Linked DNA regions of Homo sapiens: region 1 is linked to region 2. Evidence: read pairs that join two places in POLR2A ChIA-PET (ENCODE). Cell type or tissue: OCI-LY7. All regions are shown on one strand. Each heading gives the region's core, and the rest is flanking DNA. Links, peaks and the distances in the headings are about the cores only.

Evidence for each region. ChIA-PET counts read pairs that join two places held together with the same protein. Peaks named below come from ENCODE experiments on the same cell type or tissue, not always from the same donor. Only the 100,000 strongest peaks of a DNase experiment are listed, where the experiment ranks them.
Region 1: POLR2A ChIA-PET joins it to region 2 with 17 read pairs; 2 of 35 experiments call an interaction of 5 or more read pairs at or near these places.

The regions. Positions count from the first base shown.
Region 1 is chr10:88,211,164-88,222,372 of GRCh38, forward strand. The region is part of intron 1 of LOC101929727 (a long non-coding RNA gene); the gene reads left to right. It also overlaps a transcript of RNLS not described here. Among named protein-coding and RNA genes, the nearest start is that of PTEN, 350 kb to the left of the region's middle. In OCI-LY7, for the core only: no CTCF peak of the experiment used is centred there; a DNase peak (open chromatin) is centred at 6,018.
Region 2 is chr10:88,304,211-88,315,419 of GRCh38, forward strand. RNLS (renalase, FAD dependent amine oxidase) reads right to left here. Exons shown (of 7, transcript NM_001031709.3): 6 at 10,256-10,431. The region is part of intron 1 of LOC101929727 (a long non-coding RNA gene); the gene reads left to right. Among named protein-coding and RNA genes, the nearest start is that of RNLS, 270 kb to the right of the region's middle. In OCI-LY7, for the core only: a CTCF peak has its summit at 5,715; no DNase peak of the experiment used is centred there.

The sequences.
Region 1 (11,209 bases), core at 2,078-10,077, 93 kb before region 2:
TGTCACACTTTGTATTAAAAATCATTTAATAATGAGATGCTTTCAAGGAAACATTAAGAATTCTTGGCCTGTCATTCAAGGCCCACTACAATCCTCAATTCTCTCCCAATGCATGCATGCATCCATCCATCCATTCAACAAAACTTTACTGAATATCTAACAAGTGCCAGACATTACATTTTGTGCTTAGAGTACAGTGTGATGGAGACAGGCCTGGCCTCTGTCCTCAAGAAGTTTACAGCATGTTGGTGAAATGGAACACTAGACATGATCATGCAGAGTGCAGCAAGTGCTATGAGCAAAAAGCACAGGGTGTGCTGTAATAGAACTTGGGAGGGACACTGAAGACAAGGGACAATTTGAGGATGAAGTGCTATTTAGGCTGAAATCTAGTTTGTGAATAGGAGTCAGCCAGGTGAAAGACAGGGGAAAAGACGGGATAACATGTGTGAAGCCCAGGGGTGAGACAGCATAACATGCTGGGGAATTGAAAGAAGTTCAAAATAGCTGAAAGGTAGAGTGGGGTAGAGATGGAGCTGAGAAGGTGGGGAGTAGAGGAAGAAAACAGGGGCCAGATCCTACTGGACTTGAAAGCCTGGTGAGTTAGGACTTTCTTCAAGGTCAATGAAGGACTGCTGTAGGATTTTAAGCAGGAGAGGAAACTGATAAGATTTGCCTTTTTAAAACATCACTCTTGCTACCTTGAGGACAGTGGATCAGAAGAGACTGGAAATCCAGTTGCAAGCTGCAATTCAGATAAGAGATGATGGTATGAACAAGGAGCATGTCAGGGAGGACAAGATATGTGGACAGATTCAAGATCTTTAAATGTCAGTCTATCCCCAAAGATGTCACATAATAATTGCATTCCCATCATACATTTCCCTGCCAGGCAAACCTTGTTCCTGGCCATGGATTCAAATTCTACCCACATTGATGTCATCTTTTATGATGCCTTCTCTGACCCTCAGTCCTCAGAATCTATATAAATGGTTGCAAGACATTTTTTGTTTCCCTTACTTCACCAAGAGAACTGACTTGTAATATCAGTTCTTGTTTCCATAGCATCTTTCTCTTCTCAAGTGGGTAGCAAGCAAGATGAAGAGAAACCATGTTGATACATCATTTTTTCCCCTCCTCTTGGTACTTCCTACTTCATCTTGTGCAAGGTGTGTATGTAATACATATTTGTCCTGTGTGTATGTAATACATATTTGTCCTGTTGACCAACTGTGATCTTGCTCTCCTTCTAAAAGTTCTTCAGATGGTTCTCTTCCAGGTCTTATTTTAAATGGTACAACCAATAATCAATCTAGTAATTCACTCATTCATTTATCCATTTGCTCATACTTTTAATCATTCACTTAGCATATATTAAGTGTCTGTTATGCCGTAGGCACTATTCTAGGGCTGATTCTCTGCTTTTTTACTGAGCTGCTTATTTCATTTTGGATACTATGTTTTCCAACATAGAGACAGACTTCCTCTCCTGTTTATCATGTAAAATGAGGATTGAATGTACTAGAAATGTTTTTCTGCCATAAGCACACCTTAGCACCTGGTACCCAGATGAGCTATCTTATGGCATGGGTAAGGACTAAGTTGTGGAATGACTGTCGGTTTCCCAGGTGGAGTGTTGGCTGTCTGTAGTTGGCACATGTCTTGCCCAAGGGACCCAAACTTTGGAATTTGGATGTGCACTAGGCTGAATTAATCCTGCTCTGTTTTTTAAACAGTTCCTGATATTTGTCCAATAGAAGCAGAACAAAATAGTACCAGTTACTTCAAATGTGTGATTCAGAAGAATGTGAGTCCTAATGCAGAGCTCTTAATGTAAAGAAAAAATTTTGGCTTTTGCCACTGTCATTTCACAGCTCTCAGCCCACCATCGCCCTGCATTCTACCCTGCCAGGAATGGGCACTGGACTAGTTGCGGTTTGGGAGAGAAGCTTCTGAGATCCAAGATTCTTCTGCGCTGGCTTTAAAGTGATTTTTATGCTAACATTGCATCAAAGCCCTTTTTTGGCAAATAAATTGCCATATAAGATTAAAAATAATTTGGGGGGCAGGATTTCTACCAGGAATTGAACAAACGATGTACTGTCTGAAGCTGGTTCCAAATTCCTAATGCATCTGCTTTGTACAGTCCCCATTTCATAAAACTACAATTCCTCATTTGTCTGAGTGCCTTCTGCTTGTGTGCTAGAAGAATCATACCCCTTTATTTCTGGCCCTACAGGCACCTTCCCGAGTTTGGGAAAACTTCTCAAATAAGAACCCACAGAAGCCCTAAATAATGCAGTTGTTGCAAGCATCCTTGTTCAACATTTAGCAAGTGGTCCCGTGCTTTTTCTGATCAGGGCAGATATAAAACATCTGTCTCCTCAGCCAGTTTCCCAAGGAGAGTTCTCAATCCCTGCTCCCTGTTCCTGCCAGAGCCGCCATCTTGAATTCAGACACTTTTTCTAGTTTTCTCTTGAAACTCCCCAGTTGAAGAGATACGGCCACAGAGCATATTTAGATGTTTCTTTTGTTTGGTCAGTTATTTTTATCTGAAGGTACATGATGATTCTGTGGTTCAATTTGTAGAAATTTCTAGGATCAACAGGCTGTTGTACTGATTCTTCATTTAACTGATCCTAGACTTTTTCCCCGATTTGCTTATGCCTAGTTTAAATTTAGGTATTTCTTGATTTCGTTTGTTTATTTTTGATACTGGATCTCTATATCATTAGGTCACTTTAATTTGCAAGTAACAAAATCCTAACCTAAACTGGCTTAAACAAAAAGGGAATTCATGGGCTTACACAAACTGGAAAGCAGCATTGGGCACAGCTGGATTCAGGACTCAACAGGATAATCAGGACTCGGTTTCTCTCCATTTCTCGGCTCTGTCTTCTGCTATCATTGGCTTAAGTCTCAAGTTTCATGGGCAGTAGTTGTAGTAGTAGTAGCAGTTGGCAGTAGTGGTAGTACATTCTCTTAACTTTCAGGTTCTGTTAAAAGAAGTAAGTTTCTCTCTCCAAGATGTTCAACAAAATCCTGAATCTGCCTATCATTGGCTAGAATTTTTTTCACATACCCGTCTCTGGACCACTCCTGAGTCAGGGCAGGGAAGTCAGGCAAAGAGCCCTAGATACAGCAAAACAGAGCTAAGCTGCCTTTTACTCCAAAGTCATTTGGGGAACTGCAACTCCCTTTTCTCTTTCCTTTACCAATATAAGACTCAGGTTTGGTGTGAAGGAAAATCTGACCCTGTAAATTCATTTAAAACTCAGTTAACAGACATCGCGCCACTGCACTCCAGCCTGGGTGACAGAGCGAGACTCCGTCTCAAAAAAAAAAAAAAAAAAAAAAAAACTCAGTTAACAGGGTCTGAATGAACCATAATCATATGCATATTTATGATATTTTTACATTCATTGGTATTACCTTGTTTTTCTGTGTGATTTTTGTGGCATTGTTTTATTCAGTTTTTACCTTCATTTTCATTTTCAGTTTTCTTTCCATTTTATGCCTTATTTTAAAAACAAAATATTGTACAGTGCATTTAAAACATGTTCCTTTTTAAAAATTAATATGTCATTTTGCTTGCTATTTGTAGAGGCTGAACAAATGAATGGAATGTATTAACTTTCATATTTTTATAAAGTTTGTATAATTCAACTGTTGAAAGAGTGGTTAGTATTATCTTAAATGTGACATTTTGCTTGACTTGAAAGTAAGCAAAAATTGGTGTACAAAATCTTATATTTGAGCAATATGGTTTAGTCAAGGTATTTGTATTTAACTCAATCAAACCAACCAAAACATCCTTCTTTCTTCTCTTTGCTATCCTAATCCTTACATGCCAGGCTGAGAACACCAAGGCCTATCTATGGTAATTATTCTTAATCCTATTTGCAGGCCTAAAATTTTGGTTACAGCACACATATGAATTTTAAATAGGAGTGAGTAAACTCCTAGTATCTCTATTATTATTATTATTACTATTACTAGTTATATTAATTATAGTACAATTAATATTACTATTAGTAGTTATACTAATAATGGCTACCTATTATTGAGTGCTTACTATATGCTAGTGACCAAAGCACTTAGATTTAAAATTTCATTGACCCCTATGAGATGGTTCCATTCCTGGGTGAGGAAACCAAGGCTAAGAAAATAGACTGAACAATTCGACAAGGCTGGGAGTTTATATAACTAGTAAATAACAAACCTTGGAATTTAAATCCAAATCTGTCTAATTTCAAAGTTCCTGGTTTGTGTTTAGGTCTTTCTAACTGACAGATTTAGTCTTCAGGTCTATGGAAGAAAAATAACTTTGCCTTGGGAAGTCCTTTTCCCTAGCTCTGATGGACCAACTCTGGAGAGGGGCTTCGCTTAAATTGTAAATAATGTGTCCATGATCACTGTTTTGAGAACAAGGCACCAGTTTTGTGCATCAGACAGATTGCATGTTGCTGCTCCTCACATTTAGACCATTCATTATCTGTTAGCCCTTACATAGGGAAACCATCTGTAATTTTTTTTTTTTTTTTTTTTTTTCCGAGATGGAGTTTTGCTCTTGTTACCTGGGCTGGAGTGCAATGGCGTGATCTTGGCTCACTGCAATCTCCACCTCCCTGGTTCAAGCGATTCTCCTGCCTCAGCCTCCCGAGTAGCTGGGATTACAGGTGCACGCCACCATGCCAGGCTAATTTTTGTATTTTTAGTAGAGATGATGTTTTGCCATGTTCACCAGGCTAGTCTCTAACTCCTTACTTCAGGTGATCTACCCATCTTGGCCTCTCAAAGTGTTGGGATTAGGTGTAAGCCACCGTGCCCGGCCTCATCTGTAATTTTTGCTACTTATTCATTACTTAGTCATGTTTGGGAAAGAAAAGATCAAGGATATTGATTAAAATGAGTTGGAAATGATTGTAGAGTTCATAAAAGCTATATATCTCTATATCGTATCTTTGCAGATAAAATAGAAATGAATCAATCCATTCCTGGGTTTTAGCATATCAATAAGAATAGGAACCCTGCATTAATAATAGGCTCCAAGTCTCAAGGCATCAGGCTACAGAAGCTCTTCCAGGAAAGTAGCGTTTGCTCAAACTGCATTAAGCAGTAGAGGGAAATTTTTTGGCTAATGTAATTGAAAAGTTCAGGGGTAGTTAGCTTCAGGCACAGCTGGATCTAGGGGCTCAAATAATGTCATAAGATATCTGTATTTTTCCTATCTTTCATCTCTGATTTTGTGTCTTGGCTTAGTACTCTAGAAGGTGCTCCTTTTAAGTAATATAATGACCTCCCAGAAGCATCTAGGTTATAATCTATCAGCTTTCAAACCTAGCAGAAACACAGAATCTCTTTTCCAATAGGTCTAGCAAAAATCCTGAGAATGACACTTATTGGATTGGCTTGGGTCACACACCCACATCCTAAATTAACGGCTGAAAGCAGGGAAGCAAACTGACCTGGTGTGAGTTGTATGCTTTTCTCTGGAGCACAGAAGTGGCTCAACCCCTCAAGAACCATAAATGCTGGAAATGTGGAGAAAAAATGATTTTCCAAAAGAAAGGCAGGAAGAGGAATCAAAGGAATAAACCAACCTGCTAAACAACAACAACAACAAAAAAACCCGGGTGTTTAGCATACTTTCTCCACAACTCAATGTCTTTATCTGGAAATAATCCAACTCCACGATGCTGCAGTCCCTGGGTACCCACTGATGTGGGGGACAGGCAGAGAAAGGTGTGGTGTGTGGGCTGTTGCCCAGGCGCTGGTTAGGGCAACCAAGATAGGCTCTTGGCATTCTAGCAGTTAGTTCAGTAGGCCTGGAGGCTACAGTAATTATGAGTGAGTGCAGCTCAATTAGGGGGTGAGGGGTGGGATGGGAGACAGCAGGATCAGGCCTGGGGAAAAACAGATTGGTTTTCAAACATCCATTTGGGGTGGTTATTAAACAAGCCTTTAGAACACTTCTAAGACCAGTATTGTGCTACACCCTGCTGGGCGGCACTCTCAAGATATGACACTAGGAGATAACACCTGCTGTTACTAGTGACTAGAAAACAAGGAAGAAGCAGCAAAGTTCGTCAAACGAAACAGGACAGTCAGGGACAGACCACTCAGTTAATTAGAGGTCTTCTGAAAGGGTATGGACTCATATATTTTGCAGAAATAACCTTTTCATCAGTTGGGTTAAAATATATAACAGCTTTGTGGTTTTTGTTTTACCATTTTTAATTAAAAAATGAAAGATCACAACCTTCCTCAAAACATCTTGTCTTCCCAATGGTAGAAAGTGATCCTCACTCTAGGAGTGTGATCTGATACAGAAAGCCAAGATAACTTTGGTTCAAAGCAGGCTAACCCGGGTACACATTACTAGGTAATAGAATAAATTACAGGTTATTCAGAAAAATAAAACAGAGGGTCTCAGCTAGAAAGAGAAACTTGTAGAGATGCTCAAGGTCTGGAACTAGAGCACTATAGAGCAAATGAAAATTCTTATGGCTTTTCTAAACTCAGAAATTTAATTCAGTTTGATACTCAAGAAAATCTCTTATTGCCTTCAAATGAAAAAAAAAAAAAAAAGAGGGCTGGGCGCAGTGGCTCACGCCTGTAATCCCAGAACTTTGGGAGGCCAAAGCGGGTGGATCACCTGAGGTCAGGAGTTTGAGACTAGCCTGGCCAACATGGTGAAAACCCATCTCTACTAAAAATACAAAAATTAGCTGGTCATGGTGGCAGGCACCTGTAATCCCAGCTACTCAGCAGGCTGAGGTGAGAGAATCGCTTGAACCCAGGAGGCAGAGGTTGCAGTGAGCCGAGATCACGCCATTGCACTCCAGCCTGGGCAACAAGAGCAAAACCTCGTCTCAAAAAGAAAAACAAGGAAAAAAAAAATAAAAGACTCCCGATTTTCTGGTTTCTTGCTCTGTGATTAGCCCCAGAAAGCTGGGCTCCTGGGGCTAACTGATGCCACCTGGAATGGGTGCCCGCGCACTATGGTGGCCTGCCCTCAGTATGGACTAAAGGCAGTGCCTCCTCCATGCTAAAGCAGATGCTGGCCCAAGCAACAGCCCTGTGCCTGTCAAAATATAAGCTAAGTATGGCATATGAGACTAGAGAGGGATCACAGAACCTTAGACATTTCCAAGAAAAATGAATAATATAAGGCTAGGTCTCGGATGGTCTGCATCTTATTAATCCCCCTTTTCCACAATGGTGGGCGGGCTGCCGGGGATGTGGGCTGCAGATGGGAAGCACACTTTCCTGGGGTTTTGTTCCATTCTCCAGGCCCCTCCTAGGCACCAGAAGTATTCATTTCCTGGCATGAGCAGGGCTTGGAACACTGGTGTCCAATTTGTCCTTGGGACAGCTTGGACGGCTGGCTGGGCCCTGGAATATTTGAAAGGGCCAATGGACACCCACTGTTAGGATAAGCTATGCCTGACCCAGCCTCCCAGGCCTATCTCTTCACCTCTGGATAACCAGTGTAGGCCCCAGCTGAGCTCTCCTACCTCAATTCCCCTGCCTCTAACTCACCCCAAACAAGGTGGCTGGATTCTTCATCTTAAATCACCATTTAAAGTGGTGAGCTCTGTCTCAAAAGTCAGGAAGCCTTCCTCTTTGTTTCCAAGAGAGCATTTGAATACTTTCATCTCAGACAGGCCCCACCCTCAAGAGCCTTCAATACTCTCCTCATGCTTCCCTCCAAATCTTTGCCAAACTTTTCCCACAGCCTGGAATACTTCTTTGCCTCAACCACCTGCCCCCACCTGTCATTTACCTGCCCTATCCAGACATCCCCAGCTCTCAAGGAATTTTTCAACAGATTGTTTATATCATCCAGTATTTGCACTACTTCTTGGGTAACTAATTGTGTCCTATTTTGTATTTTTCTTTTTAACATATTTGTATACACTTATGCTGATGAGACCATGAATTTCTTCCTCTTTTGTATCTCCAAGAGGGATGACCACATAGTAAGTATTTAATAATTATTTGTTGAGTAAATGGTTACATAACTAAATGATATTGCATGGCACTCAAAACATCTTTGTTATTTGAGTAAATCACAGGTTAGAAAAATCACAGCCTAGCCTCATCATTGCTATTTCCAAGTCTAAATATGATCTATTTAGTAGGTCAACATGCCCTTCCTACCATTTATTCTCATCTGTGCAAAAAGAGGTACTAGAAATATCTTTCATCAATAGAATTTTCCTAATGTTCCTACTCTGCTTAGAAACCTACAGTGATTTCCTATTAGCACTCATGTGAATTACAAACAGCTCCCCTGACTTCTCTGGTCCTGTGACTTCTTGCTTTCATCAACTCCCAGCAAACTTAACTGTTGGTTTCTACCTAATTGTACTTCCCGGTTTCTACCTCATTTTCAGGAAGGGCACATCAGCCAGTCTTTGCTGCTTCCCTCCCTTAGTCATATGGTTGCTTTACCTGACTCCTGGGCACAGACCTAGGGCCTTCTGAAGTTTTATCTTTAAAAGCCATATAAAAGCTCCTCTTAAGGGGGAGTACCAAAAGGGAGGAATAGAACTCTAATTTACCATTCAGTGTCTGTGACTTGTTGAGATTTAAAAAAATAAACAAAAGCAGGCATATTTAAAGCATTAAAGACACATCAATTACTTCCAGCTTGTGCTATTTCCTTTTGAACTCTCCTCTTATGAATGTTACTGTCCCCCTGCTCCTGAGCTCCTTTGCCCCCTTCTGGGATCTGAGCCCACCCTTCAGGGGAATCTCCTCTGGGGAATGGGAAACCAGGAAAAGTGTGACGGTCCCTGAGCTGAGCTGGTACCCTGATGGCTCAGCACACCTTCCCTGCTACTCCCTTCCCACTGAACAAGCTGGTGTCCATCTGCAGTGAAGGGCCAAGGGTGGACAGGGCATTCTGACTTTCTTGGTGACTGAGAAGCATAAACCCTCTAATTAGCAGTTCCCGATTCACAGTTGAGGAGGCTGAAAATCCAGAAAGAGGACAATGCTGGTGCCAGTAGTTCATATGAATGAGTTGTGGCAGAAACACATCCCCAGCCCTCAATTCCACCCACGGCTATATACTTTGTTTTGAAATCTGCTTTCCTTTGCTTGGAGTCAGCTCGAAGAAGGAGCAAAGCATTTTAGGATTTTGGGGTGGGCAGGGTCAAGACTTCAGGTGCCATTAAGCCAAGGGACTGCTGGGGTCAGGGCTGCATTCTATGAACTTCCCTGGCACTTCGGTCTCATGCCCAAGACAGTGCTCAAATTATAGTGGATGCTTTCAGCTGCATGAAATACAGATATCAAAATAACTTTATTATTAAATGACATCTGAGAAGCCAGTCTTCCTTTGATAGATGAGAAAACTGGAGCCTAACAAGTTTACGTAAAATCTTTCTTGGATTTTCTTATTCGTGTATTTATTCATTCTGTAAATATTTATTTAATGCTGGCAGTGTGCAAGGCAGAGGGTCCAAGGACTCCAGTGCATTTGTAATAGAGCTGGGACCAGAACTCAGGGCTTCTCGCTCCTGCCCTAGTATTGTTTTTACTACAAAATATACTAAGACAGCATGTTTATTCATGACTGGACCTGACCATGTGTTGAGCACCTACTAAATGCCAGTTATCATGTATGGGTGTTTGACATAATTATCTCATTCAATTTTGACAGCATCCTTCTGAAAGATAGGTGGTGTTGTCTTTTGTTTGTGATGAGGAAACTGAGACCCAGAGAGGTTGCAAGGAAACCTGTGTTGGGATTCTGCAGCTAGCAAGTGACAGAGTTCGGATTGAGTTTGAGGTCGTCTAAGTGCCTAATCCAGGCTCTTTCCACTCTGGTGCATTTGCTTCTCAAGTGCTCCCAAGACTCCACCTGCTCCCATCAAAGGGCTGCACTCCTTCAGACCGGGAAGCTTTGTATATGCATCCCCCTACTTGGCATGCCCTCCTTTCTTCCTCTCTACCTTTGCAGTCCCACTTGTCCCTCGGGGCTCACATCTTGAAGAGCTCATACTTCAAGAATGTTTAGAGATGAAGAAATCTGGCCACCAAGGTTTAGCCTAGCCAAGCTTGCTGTTTAGAGAGCCATCATTCCTTCAAATGCCTTTCATTTTGTCAAGTTTTACTGACAAGCTTAGGTCAAACTGGTCAGCAGTACCACTTATATAAATGTTTGTCACTGGTCCTTTTGAAAATGAATGTAGACCTTGAACTGTCGTCTTTTCTTTTTTCTAGAATAAACTGCTTCTTGCCTGGGGGATGGTTATTTCCCATTATGCAGCCAAGTCAGAGAATGCTCTGAATAATCAAATATTCCAATGAATGGAGTTACATTACATGGATCAGCAGCTTTCAAGGAATCAGAATAAAATACACTTAACACAAATACTGTACTAAGCATAATGTAATTTTCTTGCTGGTTTTGCTGCTGATCCTGTGAGCATCAATTATCACTTAACAGGGAATCAAGTAACTCTGCCACTAACCTGCAAAGCGATTTTGGGCACACAATCTTCCATTTTGGAGTACTGTTTCCTCTTCTGTAAAACAAGCAAGTTGGATCAGATTGTGTCTGGTGTATGTGTTGCACATGTGTCATCATTCTCCACTCCTGAGCCCATGTCAGACATCACTAATCAATTGTGGCACTTTTTTTTTTCCTTTGATTTCTGACGGCCTCAGCATGCCTCTAAGCCCAGTGTTCCAGCAGCAAATCCGCTCTCAGTAGACTGGAGTAGACACATGAAATGAAATCTATTTGTTATAATTGAACTAGATGATCTCCAGGGTCTCAGCTTTTATGAGCTGCCTGAGGTGAATGCATGCTGGATGGAAAGTTGGGTGGTAGATAGTTTGTACTATCATTAAGCATTAAGTATTTTACCACTCAGCTGAGGGGTTGGGTTTTTTAATTATTATTTTTGTTTGCCTCCATTTCACTGACACATAGGCTTATGTGGCTACTGAAAACTGTGGCAGGAATTATATCTAAAATTCTGGTGGGTAGATTCAAGTGGATTGTGACAAGGGAAGTCTGGTCAGCTTGGCTCGTCCTAGGATTCAACCCACCTTGGAAGCTGTCCTAATAGAAACAGGCAGAAATAATCCAACCCACATCTGAGTTCCCTCATCCCACAGCACTAGGCTGGGACATGTCATTCTGTGTTATGGCTAGTAGGATGTGATATACAAACCTCCTGGTAGA
Region 2 (11,209 bases), core at 1,805-9,804:
AAAGATTGAAGATAGATAAGCTCACAAAGATGAGAAGGAATCAGTGCAAGAACCCTGAAAACTCAAAAAGCCAGAGTGCCTTCTTTCCTCCAAATGACCACATTACCTCTCTAGCAAGAGTTCTGAACTGGCTGAGATGGCCAAAATGACGGAAATAGAATTCAGAATATGGATAGGAATGAAGAACACTGAGCTTCATGTTGAAACCCAATCCAAGGAAGCCAAAAATAATGATAAAACAAGGCAAGAGCTGACAGACAAAATAATTGGTATAGAAAATAACATAACTGACCTGAAAGAGCTGAAAAACACATTACAAGAATTTCATAATGCAATCACTAGTATTAGCAGCAGAATAGACCAAGTGGAGGAAAGAATCTCGGCGCTTAAAGACTGGCTTTCTGAAATAAGATGGTCAGGCAAGAATAGAGAAAAAAGAATGAAAAGGAGTGAACTAAACCTCCAAGAAATATGGGATTATGTAAAGAGACCAAATCTATAAATCATTGGTGTCCCTGAAAGAGATGAAAAGAATAGAACCAACTTGGAAAACATATTTCAGGACATTGTCCATGAGAGCCTCCCCATCCTAGCTAGAGAAACCAACATTCAAAATCAGGAAATACAGAGAACCCTAGTAAGATACTTCACAAGAAGATCATCCCCAAGATACATAATTGTGAGATTCTCCAAGGTCAAAATGAAAAAAATAATGTTAAAGGCAGCAAGAGAGGAAGGTCAGGTCATCTACAAAGGGAAATCTATCAGACTAACAGCGGACCTCTCAGCAGAAACTCTACAAGCCAGAAAAGATTGGTGGCCAGTATTCAATATTCTTAAAGGAAGGAAATTCCAACCCAGAATTTCATATCTGGCAAAACCAAGCTTCATAAGCTTAAAGAAGAAGAAGAAGAAATAAGAATCTTTACAGACAAGCAAATACTGAGGGAACTCGTTACCACCAGACCTGTCTTACAAGAGCTCCTGTAGGAAGCACTAAATATGGAAAGGAAAGACGGTTACCAGCCATTACAAAAACACACTGAAGACCAGTGACACCATAAAGCAACCACATAAACAAGTCTGCAAAATAACAAGCTAACATCATGATAACAGGATCAAGTATACACATATCAGTACAAAACTTGAATATAAATGGGCTAAATATCCCAACTAAAAGACAAAGAGTGGCAAGCTGGATAAAAAACCAAAACCCATTATGCTGTCTTCAAGAGACCCATCTCACATGCAATGATGCATATAGGCTCAAAATAAAGGGATCTACCAAGGAAATGGAAAAGAGAAGAAAGCAGGGGTTGCAATCCTAGTTTCAGACAAAACAGATTTTAAACCAACAAAGATAAAAAAAGAAGGGCATTACATAATGGTAAGGGGTTCAATTCAACAAGAAGATCTAACTATCCTAAATATATATGCACCCAATACAGGAGCACCTAGATGCATAAATCAAGTTCTTAGATACTTTCAAATAGACTTAGACTCTGACACAATAATAGTGGGGATCTTTAACACCCCACTGATAACATTAGGCAGATGATACAGACAGAAAATTAACAAAGATATTCAGAACTTAAACTCAGCACTGGATCAAATGGAGCTGATAGATATCTACAGAACTGTCCACCAAAAACAACAGACTATACATTCTTCTCATTGTCATCTGGCACACATTCTAAAATTGATCACATTATAGGAAGTAAAAAACTCCTCAGCAAATGCAAAAGAACTGAAATCATAACAAACAATCTCTCAGACCACAGCACAATCAAATTAGAAATCAAGACTAAGACATTCACTCAAAACCATATAGTTACATGAAAACTGAATAACCTGCTCCTGAATAACATCTGGGTAAATAATGAAATAAAGACAGAAATCAGGAATTTATTTGAAATTAATGAGAACAACGATACAACATATCCAAATCTCTGGAACACAGCAAAGGCAGTGTTAAGAGGGAAATTTATAGTACTAAATGTCCACCTGAAAAAGTTGGAAAGATCTCAAGCTAACAATTAACACCAAAACTAAAATAATTACAGAACCAAGAGCAAATACATACCAAAGCTAGCAGAGACAAGAAATACCCAAAATCAGTGCTGAACTGAAAGAGATTGAGACACAAAAAAACCATTCAAAATATCGATGAATTCAGGAGCTGTTTTCTGGAAAAAAATTAATAAAATACACAGACTGCTAGCTAGACTAATAAAGAAGAAAAGAGAGAAGATCCAAATAAACACAATACGAAAAAACAAGCAGGATATTACCACTGACCCTACAGAAATACAAACAACCATCAGAGAATATTATGAACACCTCTATGATTATTAACTAGAAAATATACAATAAATGAATATATTCCTGGATACATACACCCTCCCAAGACTAAACCAGGAAGAAACGGATTTCCTGAACAGACCAATAATAAGCTCTGAAGTTGAGTCAGTAACAAGTAGCCTACGAACCAAAAAAATCTCAGGACCAAACAGATTCACCATTGAATTCTATCAGATGTACAAAGAGCTGGTACCATTCCTGCTGAAACTATTCCAAAAATTTGAGGAGAAGGGACCCCTCCCTAACTCATTCTATGAGGTCAACATCATCCTGATACCAAAACGTAGCACAGACATGACAAAAAAAGAAAACTTCAGGCCAATATCCTTGAACATTGATGCAAAAATCTTCAATAAAATACTGGTAAACAAATCCAGCAGCACATCAAAATCTTATCCACCATGATCAAGTAGGCTTTATCCCTGGGATACAAGGTTAGTTCAACATATGCAAATCAATAAATATGATTCATCATGTGAACAGAACTAAATACAAAAACCACATGATTACCTCAATAGATGCAGAAAAGGTTTTTGATAAAATTCAATACCCTTTCATGTGAAAAACTCTCGATAAACTAGGTATTGAAGGAACATACCTCAAAATAATAAGAGCCATCCATGACAATCCACAGCCAACATCATACTGGATGGGCAAAAGCTAGGAGTATTCCCTTTGAAAACCAGCAAAAGACAAGAATGCTCTCTCTCACCACTCCTATTCAACATAATATTGGAAGTCCTGGCCCACCTGGGCAATCAGGCAAGAGAAAGAAATAAGGGACATCCAAATAGGAAGAGGAAGTTGAACTACCCTGTTTGTAGATGGCATGATCCTATATCTAGAAAACCTCACTGTCAGCCCAAATGCTTCTTAAGCTAATAAACAACTTCAGCAAAGTCTCAGGATACAAAATCAACGTGCAAAAATCACTAAATCACTAACATTCCTATGTACCAACAATAGTCAAGCCAAGGGCCAAATCAGGAATGCAATCCCATTCACAATTGCCACAAAAAGAATGAAACACCTAGGAACACAGCTAACCAGGGAGGTGGAAGATCTCTTCAAGGAGAACTACAAAACACTGCTCCAAGAAGACAGAGATGACACAAACAAATGGAAAAGCATTTCATGCTCATGGATAGGAAGAATCAATATTGTTAAAATGGCGATGCTGCCCACAGCAATTTATAGATTCAATGCTATTGCTATTAAACCACCATTAACATTCTTCAAAAAACTAGAAAAAACTATTTTAAAATTTATATGGAACCAAAAAAGAGCCTGAATAGCCACGGCAATCCTAAGCAAAAGGAACAAAGCTGGAGGCACTGAAACAGCATGATATTGGTACAAAAACAGACACATAGCCCAATGGAACAGAATAGAGAACTCAGAAATAAGGCCACACACCTACAACTATCTGATCTTTGACAAAAACAAGCAATGGGGAAAGGATTCCCTATTCAATAAATGATGCTGGGATAACTGGCTAGCCATATGCAGAAGATTGAAACTGGACCCCTTCCTTACACCATATGCAAAAATTAACTCAAAATGAATTAAGGACTTAAGTGAAAAACCCAACGCTATAAACACCCTGGAAGACAACCTAGGCAATCCATTCTGGACATAGGAAGAGGCAAAGATTTCATGGCAAAGATGCCAAAAGCAATTGCGCCAAAAGCAATTGCAACAAAAGCAAAAATTGACAAATGAGATCTATTTGAAGAGCTGTGTAGCAAAGGAAACTAACAACAGAGTGAACAGACAGCCTATAGAATAAGAGAAAATTTTTGCAAACTATGCATCTGACAAAGGTCTAATATCCAGCAACTATAAGGAACTTAACAAATTTACAAAAAATAAAAAAAAAACCCCATTAACAAGTGGGCAAAGGACAAGCACAGACACTTCAAAAGCAGACATACATATGGCCAAAATTCAGATGAAAAAAAAGCTGAACATCGCTGATCATTAGAGAAATGCAAATCAAAACCACAGTGAAATCTCACACCAGTCAGAATGGCTACTATTAAAAAATAACAGATGCTGGTGAGGTTGAGGAGAAAAAGGAGTGCTTACACATTGTTGGTGGGATTGTAAATTAGTTCAACCATTGTGGAAGACAGTGTGGCGATTCCTTAAAGACCTAAAATCACAAATGTCATTCAACCCAGTAATCTTATTACTAGATGCATACCCAAAGGAATATAAGTTGTTCTATTATAAGATACATGTACACATATGTTCATTGCAGTGCTATTCACAATAGCAAATACATAGAATGAACCTAAATTCCCATCAATGATAGACTGGATAAAGAAAATGTGATACATCTACACCATGGAACACTATGCAGTTATAAAAAAGAATGGGATCATGTCCTTTGCAGGAAAACATGGACGAAGCTGGGGGCCATTCTCCTTAGCAAACTAATGCGGGAACAGAAAACCACATATCACATGTTCTCACTTAAAAGTGGGAGCTAAATGATGAGAACACATGGACACATAGAGGGGAACAATACACCCAAGGGCCTATCAGAGGGTGGAGGGTATAGGGTGGGAGAAGGGAGAGGATCAGGAGAAATAATGGGTACTAGGCTTAATACCCGGGTGATAAAATAATCTGTACAACAAACCCCTATGATACAAATTTACCCATACAACAAACCTGCACGCGTACCCCTGAACTTAAAAGTTAAAAAATAAGGAAAAGAAAAAGAAAATGCATGGGAAAAAGCAAGAAAAAATTAAAATATCAATCACCACCTGACTTTTCAATGCTGAAATTAGACACTATTACTCACCAGAAATTAATCTCATGAGGGGATAATGTAAACGTACGGGTGGTCTCAAGCTCTTCTGTGTGCACATCCACTTCCCCCACCAAACAAAATCTGTAAGAAAAATTCTGCCCTTCAGCCATTGCACATTTCCCCTTTTCTCTCTTACTCCTTTTAACTCCTAGCAGTACTATGGGTAACTGAGGTAATCAGCTGGAAAAGGCCTGAAGGAGCCAAATGGAAACTTTGTATTGAAAAGGGCAAAGACTTCCTTGTTTAAGAGGTGGGAGGGGAATAAAAGGATAGAGTCAAAAGTAAAGAATGTGAATGGAAGGTTGAAGAAAGGAAAGAAAAAATGACAAGCCGACATGGCTAATTGTCAGAGAAAGTTTCTGTGGGTTATTAAGAGAGCAAAGAGAGGATTCGAGGGAGTTTTCGTTAAGAGGGCCATGCAAGGAATGAGAAGAGAGCTTTCCAAAAGAGTTGTTGTGAATGATACATTTTGGAAATTCTTTAAAGTTCTATAAGAGATACCAGTAAAGATTGGAGTTATTTTAAATACTGTTTGCGGCCAGGTGTGGTGCTCATACTTATAATCCTAGCATTTTGGGAGGCCAAGGCAGGCAGATCGCTTGAGTCCTGGAGTTCAAGACCAGCCTCAGCAACATGATGAAACCTCACCTCTACAAAAAAATACAAAAAATTAGCCGCAGATGGGGTGGAGTGTGCCTGTAGCCCCAGCTACTTGGGGGCTGAGGAGGATTGCTTGAGCCGGGGAAGTCGAGGCTGCAGTGAACTGAGGTCATAACCACTGCACTCCAGCCTGGGTGATAAAGCGAGACCCTGTCTCAAAAAATGTATGCGTAAATAAATACTTTTTGATTGCTGGATTATATCTTTTTGACTGCAACAATATGCCAAGACTGGGCCACGAGAGACTCTTGATTTATTCAGGTAATAGCGGTATAACATTTACAGCAGGTGTTCCTAACACTGGATTCATGGAAGGAATTTAGGTTGCCAATAAATCCTGATAATTGTGTGTACTTTTTGTGTTTATGTGTACATGTATTTTTTTTAATAAAGAGAATGTTTATGTTTATAGCTTTCATTAGATCCTTTAAAAATTCATGATCCTTCTCTTTAAACAACTGAAAGAGGCTTATGACTGTAATCCTAGCATTTTGGGAGGCCAAAGCAGGAGGATCACTTCAGGCCAGGAGTTTGAGACCAGCCTGGGCAACATAGCAAGACCCCGTGACTACAAACATTTTAAAAAATTAACCGGGAACAGTAGTGTGCACCTGTAATCCCAGCTACTCAGGAGGCTGAGGTGAGAGGATCACTTGAGCTCAGAAGTTTGAGGCAGGCTGCTGTAGTCAGCTCTGATCATGCACTGCACTCCAGCCTGGGTGACAGATTTAGAGCCTACCTCTGCCAAAAAAAAAAAAAAAAAAAAAAAAAAGAAAGAAAAGGAAGAGAAAAGGTACAAGCTCAGGGCAAAATATTGAGTTATTAAGTGAAGATATATAACTACAGAAGATAACTGATTTCTAATTGTACTGTACAAGCTTACTATGCTAGTCCACATCCATTTATTTTTCCAAAGATATTGAATATCAATGTATTCATTCATTTCCTGCCCCTAAGTTCCTCTCCTGATTTCCTTGGTATCTGAATGTACATTTGGAGATTAAAAAATAAAGTAATCATGAGAGTGCTACATAAGGTAAGGAAAAGGGCCACTCACATTTTCTGGAATTGAAGAAAGAGGGGGAAAATTAGAGCTAAACCTGAATGCAAATCAGAAATTTACTATAGTTTGAGAAGGGCATCATGATAGACACTGAAACAAAGGAAAGCACAGCATAAAATAATGGTCAGAGTATTACGGTTATCAAACTGATTAAATGTCCCCTGTCAAGGTACATGGAAAGACATTTTCAGTAATTCTGCTTCTAGTGAAAGAAAGAGTTAATATATCATACTTGTTACAGAAACCTTAATTCAATGCATAACAGACTAAGCATCAAGTTATATTAACTGGCTAAACATTTAAATTATGGAAGGCAAATAGCTGCAAAAGGGAGGAACTGAGAACCACAAAAAGTCTGCCATTGCTTTTCTGTTTGTTTGAACCACCTACTCAAGTGCTTTATTCAAATTAAAAATGGGATGCACAGAAACAGCTCCCAAGTCTTTCAAAAAACGCCTTCTTTCTTCACCTGCCTCTTTCCTCATTTAAGAGTAGCACCCACAAGAATGCACCATTAGCTTGCCCTAGACAAACTTCAATTTAGAGTCTTAGGAGAAGGCCGTCAGCAAATATTAGTCTCTAGGGTTTCCTGAGCAGAGTACTAGCCATATTGTAGGCATTCATTAAACGCTTATTGAATAAATGAGTTACCAAATGAAAAAATGAAAAAACATTTTTTACCCCACTGTTGCAATTGTGGATATGGATATGCGACATTAGGAACAGCACTAGGCTTGGGAGAGCAACACCAGGGAAATCAGAAACTGTCCCCACACAAAATACTCCTCTTATCTCTTGCAGATAGCAGGTGTTCCCTTAGGGAGGCTTGAGCCTTACATGGCTGATGCTCTCTCCAGAGGTTTTATGAGGAAGAAGGAAACAATGCCTCATCAAGGGGATCCATCAAGGGATTTGGGAGAAAGGAGGGTGTGGCAGGCAGAAGTAATGCCCCTACCACAGACATCCATGTCTTAATCCCTGGAACCTACAAATATGTTACGTCAATGGAAAGGAAGATTTTAGGTTGCAGATGGATTAAAATTATGAGTGAGCTGAAGCTGAGATGGGATAAGTATCTTGGACCACACAGGTGGGCCCAATGTCATCACAAGGGTGAGGCAGAAGAAAAGGTCAGAGTGGAAGAAGGATTTGACCTGCTGTTGCTGGCTTTGAAGATGGGAGGGGTCTCAAGCTGAGGAATGTGGGCAGCTTCTAGAAGATGACAAAGGCAAGAAAATGGATTCTCTCCTAGGGCCTCTAGAAAGAAATGCAGCCTGACCACACCTGGATTTTATTCCAGTGAGACCCATTTTCGACTCTGACCTCCAGGACTGTAAGATAATAAATTTGTGTTGTTTCCCACTACCAAGTTTTTGAGAATTTGTTACAACAACAATAGGAAATATAAGGTGGGTGAAGAGGATGGAAGGACTTGAGAGGCAGGTAGACTGGTTTTGTCATTATTAGCTGTGGGGATTGAAGGAAGTTATTTCATCTCTGTGAGGCTTCGTGTGCTCATCACTATAGAGAGTTAAAACTAACAAACTCATAAGACTGCTTTTAAAACATATATATTTAAAATAATCTATTTAGGGCTTATCTTTACCACTAGATACATTTTTAATTTGAATTTTTTCTATTTTTAAATTGACTTCACTTTTTTTTTTCAGAACAGTTTTAGGTTCATAGCAAAACTGAGAGGAAGTTATAGAGATTTCCAATATGCCCCCTACCCTCCCACATTTCTACCATAAATGACAATGTTATGTTCTGTAAAATGGTCCTCAAGTTACTGTGAGAAGTATATGAATAGTGGAATATGCAAACTTCTAAGTCTGGATGATAACTTACTCCCTTTCAGGTTTTGCAGCCAATGTAGACTTCATGACTTCAGAGTCGTAAATATAGTGAGATAATTTCAACATCCAAATTGTAACAAAATCATTGCTAGGGTTTGGAGGTACATTGTGTTCAAAGATTTTTATTAAATTTTGTGATATTGCACAACTTTGATTAGACCATTTTGTGGTTAGGACAAATCTATTTTTATTAACACATCAAATTTTAAGAAATAAGTAGATTTTAAATCCACTTTTTCAGTTTATTAATAAATTACGAGAAAGGCACAAGAGGAAACCTCATAAACGAATGTTTCTTTTAAAGAAGTATTTATAAATCACAAAGTGACTTGATGTGTAATATATCTAGCTTCAAAGTATATCAACAAGATTATTTCCCTGTTTTCTTTTTCAAGCCAACTTAAAATTGAGTTCAATATCACTTAAAGATAATAGCTATTTAGATTTTTCAATGCTTTTAAAAGGAAAAAGTAAAGTCTTCTAAAGTGACCATGACATGCTTAAGTAAATATTTTTCCCCAAAGATTCACTGTGTAATTTGACTTGAGAAGATATGAGTAAAACATAGACCTGCTACAATATTTTAGGAAATAATTTACTATTTCCTCTGATTTTGGAAAGCCCTTTAAAATATACAAAATCAACTGCAATTTCCCACAACACCACTTTTTCTACAGGCTTCACAGCTTGGATAACCAATAGGGCTGATAAATCAGTTCGTCAACAAGCTCAGAAATCCCAGGAAAAAAATGGACAACTCACTGCTTTTTCTCCTGTATCTGCCCTTTGCTTCGTTGTCCCCTAAATGACTTCACTACTGAGTTTACGGATCAAAAGACTTTTTCTATGAATACTCACTTCCATTGAAATATGCAGAAATTTTCAGAAAAAGTCAACATTTACTTAGTATAAGGAGCTTTAAGTTTGAACTAGTAGAGTGATCAGCAGGTTTAATTTAACCCTGAAAAACAGCTCAACTAGCTGTCCTATGCAGGTACTTATCTCTCTCCCCCAGAGAGCTCAGCTGGCAGCAGTCAAAACCAAAGTGGAAACTTAATAAAAATGAAAATTGTGGTAGCAAAATACACTTACAAGGTTAATTTGACATATTGCAAAATCTTGGGAAGTTATAGTGGTTTCTAAATATCCACAGTACTGATCTAGAAAAACCCCAAAGAAACAGCTGCATTTGGAGATATAACCTGCCTTATCTGAAGAGAAGACCTCGGAATATCAAGGTTTGTAAGTCTTGAGATGCTTGAATTTGAAGACAACATTGGTGGAAATTCTATGCACTTCTTGTTGAGAAACAGCAGGACCATAAAACCCATAGAAGTTATATTTATGTGTTGGGCAAACACATATTTGCTCCAAGGATCACATAGTTAATTTATTTCACTAGAGAGTGCAAAGGATAAAGAAGTAACATCAGTTCTGTGAGCCTGTTAAGAAAATTGTTGTGCTTAGACCACTGGATTCTTTGATTACCTGTGAATGTCTCCATTTTTGGCATTTGGTAGCAATTGGCTGAGGCAAACCCGGCAAAATGTTTTCCAGCTGCTGGAAGACTAACTCTTGCACATCCTCAATGCTGTGTTCCAAGTATGTAACTCCAAATGGGACAGTGGTGTGAATCACGAGGGAAGGCCCAATTTCTGATGACTCTGTGGCATAAGAGGATCATAAAGATGCATCTTAAAGTGGGTAGCAGGCAAGCATCTCTCAGGATTTCAATTCAGACTTAAGAACTGATCACAATAATCAAGCAATAAATGGAGGAAAAACTTATTCTAATCTCTAAAGCATAAATTAGGCATTTCTGAAATTCAAAATCAAACTTCTCTGAAGAGGAAGACAGATTAAAGAGAAGTTTTAGTGAAAAATTGTCAGATATTGCTAAAGAACTGGAAGAAAGGGTAGAAGTGCATTTAATATGAACTGCCTTGGATATAATTATATTTAGGTTTGTCTTCTCTCATTCACAAAATTGCTAGCTCTTCAGGGCAGGGTCCATTTTTTTTATACAGAGTCTATATTCTTCATAAATTCTGAGAACAAAGTATATATTCAATAAATACCTGTCTCATTCAATTAATGCTTAATGGGTTGAAATATATTTTGTTGAAATTACACAAATGTCAGAACAAAAAGAAACCAAGCTCCTCTCTGAAAACAGGCTTGTCCTCATAATATTCTTCTCTATGTTTTAATTACCATTTCTTTATGTTTTAATCAGCATTAAAAATAAAAGTCTGTCTCATTCAAAACATGAAACAACTTTCCATTTTTGTTTGCCATTGATTTTTTTGCTGTCTGTTCGTAATCACAAATAATGAATATCTGCTTTGTATCATTCACTCCTTAGTAGAATAAAGAGCAATCAAAGTCTGAGTTGAAAGAAACCTAAGTAACTGACTCTTTAGAAAGCACCATCTTGGAAGA